2 separate regions of the Homo sapiens genome follow, and region 2 is linked to region 1. The links are chromatin loops, found by intact Hi-C in ENCODE. Cell type or tissue: heart right ventricle. All regions are shown on one strand. Links, peaks and the distances in the headings refer to the core of each region. The heading gives the core; the rest is flanking DNA.

The links. A loop is a pair of places that touch in the nucleus more often than their neighbours do. Peaks named below come from ENCODE experiments on the same cell type or tissue, not always from the same donor. Only the 100,000 strongest peaks of a DNase experiment are listed, where the experiment ranks them.
Region 2: a loop joins it to region 1, with 7 times the contacts of the local background. A loop is called at or near these places in 2 of 110 quality-filtered maps.

Annotation. Positions count from the first base shown.
Region 1 is chr13:78,760,916-78,764,757 of GRCh38, forward strand. LOC105370272 (a long non-coding RNA gene) reads right to left here and starts at 2,008. Exons shown (of 3, transcript XR_942107.2): 1 at 1,732-2,008; 2 at 627-769; 3 at 1-117. It also overlaps the pseudogene RPL21P111. In heart right ventricle, for the core only: no CTCF peak of the experiment used is centred there; no DNase peak of the experiment used is centred there.
Region 2 is chr13:78,400,571-78,404,412 of GRCh38, forward strand. All of the region lies in intron 3 of OBI1-AS1 (OBI1 antisense RNA 1), which reads left to right. Among named protein-coding and RNA genes, the nearest start is that of POU4F1, 200 kb to the right of the region's middle. RefSeq lists an enhancer at 1,310-2,633. In heart right ventricle, for the core only: no CTCF peak of the experiment used is centred there; no DNase peak of the experiment used is centred there.

The sequences.
Region 1 (3,842 bases), core at 619-3,118:
ATGTGAGCTCTGATAGTCACGTAACCTCTTGAAGACAGCTTCTCTTTCTGTGAAGGCATTGAGTCAGGTGATCTTAAAGTCTCTTCCAATTGTCAAATACTGTGATAATATAATTATCTATAGCAATCAAAATATTTTAAAATATTGTTAAAAGGAGATATAAAATAACACAAAACAGATTGGCTTAAAAGAGAAAGCATATATTTATAAAAGCATAGCCTTTCGGCCAGAACCACCATCTTCCAGTAAATCGCCAAAATGATAAACAAAAGGGAAAGAGGAGAGGCACCCAATATATGTTCTCTAGACCATTTAGAAAACATGGAGTTGTTTCTTTGGCCATGTACATATGAATCTATAAGAAAAGTGATACTGTAGACATCAAGGGAATGGGTACTGTTCAAAAAGGAATGCCCATAGGTGTTGCCATGGAAAACTGGGAGAGTCTACAATGTTACCCAGCATGCTGTTGGCATTGTTGTAAACAAACAGGTTAAGGGCAAGATTCTTGCCAATAGAATTAATGTGCGTATTGAGCACACAAAGCACTCTAAGAGCTGAGATAGTTTCCTGAAGCACGTGAAGGAAAATTATCAGAAAAAGGAAGAAGCCAAAGAGAAAAGTACCTGTGTTCAACTGAAGCCCCAGCCTGCTCCATCCAGAGAAGTGCACTTTGTGAGAACCCATGGGGAGGAGCCTGAGCTGCTGGAACCTCTTCTCTATGAATTCATGGCATAATAGGTGTTAAAAAAAAAAAAAGACCTGTGGACTGTAAAAAACAAACAAACAAACAAAAAAAAACATGTATTAAACAAGTTAGTCTTATTTTCCGCTTGGAATTCGACAATTTGATGCATGTGTATACTTAGATAAGATACAAAGAAGACATGTGAGTCTTTTACTGTAGCAAAACTCCAGAATTCCACAGTCATAAATTCAGTCTTATGACCTGGTGACCTATTTTTGATGAGCAAATTTTTTGCGAATTACCCAGTAAGAAGCCAACACACAAAGTAAAAGGATAACATATCATGACAAGTATTTAGGTCATTTATTTTGATATGTGAGGTTTGATTTTAATTATTCATACAATTTCATAGTGCAGGAATAAGTGTCTTGTGTTATTTTTCCAAAAACTAATGAAGGTGTCTAAAGATAAGCTCTCACTAGAGCACTTTTCTATGAAATTCTTACAGAAACATTTGTTTAGTGAAACTTGCCAAATTTAGATTACATGACATCAAAATGAGTGAGGTTCGGACAAACTAAATGTGTTTTAAACTTACAAAATAATAGAAAGTAGATATGTGCTTAAGAATAGGAAATTAAGTCACCAAGTAATAGTTCTGATTTTTGCCCATTCAACCACTACTGCCCCTTTTCAAGTCCAGCAGTCAGACTGGACTAGGGGATGAGATCCTAGGCTTTCTTTTCACATTCAAGAGAAGGAATAGGTTTTTATCAAAGGCTATGAAATACTAGATAATGTCAACATCTGTCATTGACAGGAACATGATTGTCAAAACATTTATGAAGTAGATACTCTGTGCCAAGCACCGTACCAGATTCTAAGAATATAAAGGTGAACACAACCCAGTTCTTACTCTCAGGGAGCCTGAAGTCTACTGTGGAGATAAACACATGTATTAGTAAGGATGAAAACACTATTCTCTGTAATATACAAACACCCAAAGTTCATATGACTCAACATAACATAAGTTTACTTCTTACTTGTGAGTGGCCTTCTATGTTGTCATTCAGAGGCTTGAGTTTCTCCCATTGTTGGCTTGCTTTCTCCTAGATCTGTGGGGTCTTCTGCTGGATCTTTGCATCCAATTAGAAGAGAGAGTGTGGAGAATTGCACCAGAGGAGTTCATGGGTAAGGACAGAGAGTGATACACATCCCTTCTGCGCACCTTCTATTACCCAGAACTTGGTCACAAAGTCATACATAACTGCTGTGAAAGCTGGAGACTGGGGAACATGGGCCAATTTTGTGCCCAGGAGGTGGGAGAAACGTGTCAGTTTGCTGTACTATGTGAAGAAAAGGGATCACAATTAGTGTTCATTATTATAACAGAGCTGGAATGCATTGTGTGGTGGAGGTCAAAGGAAGGAGGAAATGACCTCAGCTGGGATAAGCTCACACAGGATAGGAATTAGTTAAGGGCACCTATCAAGTTGCAATTGCAAGTTGCAATTGCAGTCATAGGCTCAATAAATCCTTGTAGAATAAATAGAATTAAAAGTATTCCTAAATTAGGTTAAATGAAACCTTGGGAAATTTATAATAAAAAACTATAGTGTTCATTTAGTTGAAATTTTTAATGTTTTTATTGTTGATTTTTACGCTGTTGTAAGATATAATACAAAGGATTTATTGTACACTCTAACCAGTTTCATCTAATGGTAATATTTTGTAAAACTATGGTAGAATATCACAACCAGAATATTGACATTGATCAAATCCACCATTGACATGATCCTTATTTGAATAATTCAAATTATTCATATTTTCCTAATTTTACTTGCACTCATTTGTGTGTATGTGTGTATTTCTATCTATGTTATCAATTCCGCACCCCGAACCACATGATACAGAACAGTTTCATCACCACAAGGACCTCTCCCCCACTGCTAACTTCTAGCAACCCGTCTTCTTTCCTCTATCTCTAAAATGTTGTCATTTTAAAAATGCTATATAAATAGAATCATACAATTGTAACCTTTAGTGGTTGGTTTTTTTTTTACTCAATATAATTTTCTGCATAGTCAACCAAGTTATTGTGTTTATCAACAGTTCACTCCTTTTTATTGCATGATGTATTAATTCCATGATATGAATATATCACAGTTTGTTTAAGCATTTGCCATTTGAAAGACATCTGGACTGATTCCAGGTTTTGGCTATTGCAAGTACACTGCTATGAACATTGAAACAGGTTTTTGCAGGAACATAAATTTCCATTTTTCTGGTGTAAATGTCTAAGAGTGAAATTTGCTGGGTTGTATCATATGGAAATCACATATTTAATTTTATAAAAAACTACCAAATTGTTTTCCAAAGCTGCTGTACTATTTTACATTCTCATCAGCAATGTAGAGAGATCCACTTTATCTGCATCCTAACCAGCATTCCATGCTGTCATTATTTTTTGTTTTAGTCATTCTAATAGGTGTGGTTTTAATTTGCGTTTCTCTGGTGGCTAATAAAGGTGAACATCTTTATCAGCGCTTATTTTCCATCTGCATATCATAACCATATTGTTTTTTATTTTAAAGAAGTTTAGAGGTTTTCCAGTTCTTACAAGTAATTTCCCCTTCTTTTTATTTTAATTTAAAAAAATTGTGGACAATTCCTATTCATCTTTGTACACCCCATCTAAACTTCCTGTTTTCTTTGAAGCCATCTTCAACTCTCGAGCCTAGTTAATTAAACCTTTGTCTGGCTTCCACAGGCAAAATGAATCTCTGGCTTTGCTCGGTTCCAGTTTGTTTTTCTTTCTATTGTAGCTGTTACCAAAGCATGTTTTCATGAAGATGATTACCTGTCTGTGCTTCCCACTAAACTGTGTCCTGAGGGAAGGGACTGTCTTACATATTTTTGTCTCCTCAGGACCTAGTATGATGTCTGGTGCACTTAAATCCTTAATAAACATTTTCAATGACTTTGAGTGCTTTATGTTCTGCCTCTTTCCCCGAAGGATTTGAGGGTCTACTTTTTGGGCAGACACCATGCCGGACATTTTCACAAATGCTATCTCATTTAATTCTCTGAACCACCATGAGGTATAAGGATTAGCTCTCTATTTTGCAGCGAATGAAGCATAAACTCAGAGATT
Region 2 (3,842 bases), core at 880-3,379, 360 kb before region 1:
TGTCACCATGGTGTGCAATGAATACACCACATGTTATATGTAAATATATTAGTCATTTGCCTTTTGTTTATGTGTCACTGAAATCCATTTTCTTTATGGTGTATTTTCTATTCCCTATGGGTTCCAACCAAAGTCGTTTCAACCATACACATATCGGTCTTTAAAGTGGAATTATGCTGTTATTGTCCTTTTTCTGCCCAGTTTTAATAACACCTGCTTTTGTGCCAGTTTCATTTACTGCTGCAAATTGTAATTCAACAGAGAACAACAACAAAAACAACAAAAAAACCCAACCACCCTAACAGCAAATGTGACTCCAGAAAGGAGCTGTGTGATATATTGACACAATACAGAAAACATATTGAAACAATTTTTATTCTCATTATTTTTCCCCCAAAATTAAATATGCCCAATAAAGCAAGTTAACATATTCTGCGTGTCTCTCTCCACTCCCAACTAAACCCAAATCCTTGGCTTTTAATGAGATAATTTTTTAAAAAACAGAATCAATGTTTCAGCCTTTCAAGTGGTGGCATTTTTATTTTAAGCAGAGAGGCATAAATGCATGAAGGATGCAAATCTGGGCTCTTTCAATGGCTCACCACAGTGTGACAGCTGTGGACGGGATCAAGACAAAAGCGGTGACTGCTCCAAGAAAATGATGGCTTAGGCATCTCCAGCCCAATCAATAATCTGGCATGTTGAGGTCAATCACTGCATGACCATATTCAGTTCGAGCCAGCCAAAGATTATTAGTTTGACACCCAGAGGCTATTTCTTTCTGCTGTGGATGGCGGAAAGAGAGCTTGTGTGCATCTCTTCAGAACCAAATGGAGAAAGCCTAACTATTTATAACAATAGAAGCACTGAAACAGAATTTTCAGAGAGGCTTCATATTTGTTAGGAGGAATCCCCTACAATATCCTCCAGGCTGAGTAATTCTTCTGAAATTGTCACTAAGCTAATTTTGTGTTTCATCCATTCAAAAAATTAGAATGTTTTTAAGCCTCTATCATTTCCCAGGCTGTGTCCTAGCACCTGGCAGATACAAACACAAATAAGATACACTTGTTATCCTCAGAGAGGAATAAATGTAGAAGCTTCTACAAAGATGTTGATGCTCTAAATTTCCTCTAATATTCGGCATTCCTATTTTTCTTCTTCCCCCTCTTCTCCACCCTGGCCAAATTTCCCACATGCAAGCAGGACAGATTTTACTGGGATAAAGATAAGAGGGGAAGCAAGATAATCATTATTTCAGATTATTTGGGCTAATAGTATTCAGATCTAGCCTAAGAGATAGCTAAAGTGGGTTCCAGAAAACATCTGAAAGCTTTATACATTACTAAAAGGGCAATAGAACTAGCCACAGGAAGCTATTTCTAAGTGACATTCCAGTCCTTTTCTGCAGTCCACTGCCTGTCTAAGGCATTCGGTTGCTGACCATGGTGTTCACATATGCTCACTAACGGGAAACAGTTTGTGGCTAGGAGAGATCCACAGGAGTGTATGGAATAGGGCTCTTGCTGTCTGATATTTCACCAGTCATGTTTTACTGTTTCTCCTGGATGGCATGCCATAGAGTGTAATAAATCTCAGTTTGTTTATATTCTGTGTCTGTATTTGCACTTTGGTGATTATATTTGAATTCATGCAAGATCCTTTTTTTTTAAGAACTTGAGCATAATCTTCTCATTAATCCTGTCCTGTTTGTCTGTTATTAACAGGCCACTGTACAATGTATTCTGCTGCAAAACTCCACCAGGCATGACTAATTCAGATAATTAATTTGCTAGAACATTAACACCATCAAATGAGCCTGCTAAACCGGTAAATTTAAAGTAAATTAAACTTAATTTGCAGGTTATTGCAATTAAGTCTGCCTTGTCTTTCTGAGGGATTTCAACATCCTCAGTATTTAAGAGGCAATCATAATGCATGCAAGTGGGCGGGCTTTTTGGCTAATTAACACAAGAGTCTAATCTGCTTTTCAATTAGGGTGGATGTTTATAATGTGCTGGTGACAGTGTTGCGATTCAGTGCAGCATAACAGGAGTGCGTGGCATAATTATAGCTGAAAAGAAAAGCTCATGCCGGGCCTTTTTAGGGGTTAATGAGACATTGGCAGCTTCCAGCTGAGGAGATCGAGCCAGTTTAGTGTAGCTTCAAGAGGAAACCACCCATAGGGGTTTCCTTTGAAGTGTCAAAAGGTCCCCTTGTTCTGGGTGGCTTATGTTTCATTTGTCTGAGTGGCATATCAAAAATTGATGAGCTGCCAGCAGCAGTCCCTATGACATTAATTCACCAATTGTGTTTCTAATAGTTTCATCCTTAAATAAATTTGGATGATGAGAATGGTAAGGAGAGTCAAGGTTCTGAAAACAATGAGCAGAGCCAGGCTGTTGCATGGTTTTTATACAACACAGACAAATGTAGCAGCAGTAAATGTTAAAGGCATGGCTGGCCTACTACACCCTGGGTTATTAGCTAAGGGAAGACAAAGATGTATTGTGCCTGTGCCCTCTGCCAAACAACAGTCACTCAAAACAGTGATAAAAATGTGGCATTCACTGGCACTTAGCTTAAACTCTTAACTATACAGGGGAGGGATCTTAAGCTGGGGCTTCAGAAGAGGAAGTTTCTATGAATCTGAGACATAAACCTCCTTGGAAACACTCTTACTAAAGCCGCCTATACATCAGAGCTGAGGCTAAGGGGAAATAGCCAAATAGTAACACAATAAGATTGCACTTACATTTAGAGTATGGAAATTCACATTATCTCCTCATGTCTACAGTAAACACTAAACCAAGGTGCTTTGAGGCTCAGCTTGAAACTGAGTTGTTGAGGTATACTTGCATAGAAACCATCTTCCAGTGCTTATTATGGTCTAGTTCACCTGAGGCTATGTGATGTCATTGTGCTGTCTGTTTTTTGTTGTTGTTGTTTGTTTTTGTTTTGTTTTTTGACAGAGTTTTGCTCTGTCACCCAGGCTGGAGGGCAATGGCGCCATCTTGGCTCGCTGCAATCTCTGCCTCTCGGGTTCAAGCAATTCTCCTGCCTCAGCCTCTTGAGTAGCTGGGATTACAGGCATGCGCCACCACCCTCAGCTAATTTTTGTATTTTTAGTAGAGACAGGGTTTCACCATGTTGGTCAGGCTGGTCTCAAACTCCTGACCCTGTGATCCACCCTCCTCGGCCTCCCAAAGTGCTGGGATTACAGGTGTGAGCCACTGGGCCCAGCCAATTTCTGGTTTTATATGTTCTTTGGTTATATAATGAGGAAAAGAGAATTTACAAATAGACAGTTGTTTCCAGGATGAATATCATACATGTCATGCCTAAAATTTATCTGAGAACATACATCTGGTACATACATTGGAATGACTAGCATCATATTTTCAAAATATTTAGGTGAGCAAGTGGAAAGTAAAGACATCAAAACCTTGTGCAAAATAAAAGTTCTTACCACCACAGTGCTACATGTTTTCTTTTAAGAATGCCAAATTATGCATGATGATTATAAAGAGCGTTGCAAAGATGGCCCTTCTTTTGGCCTTCATGTAACATGCATGAAGTAAATTACAGCTGGGTAAAACCCCCAGCCTTTCACAGAGACATGAATGGAGCAGTCAAATAAATTATTCCAGGTACTTGCAGAAAGATTAATCTACCCAAATTAATTGTAAAATCTCCTAAGCTAGTATTGTCACATAGACATAGCCAAAGAAAGTCATGATGTATTGCAATGGATGTTGGGGAATAAATCCATTCATTCATTTGTTTCTTTATCTTTGAACACATATTATGTGACATACATTGTGCATTGAGGCTAAGGCAAT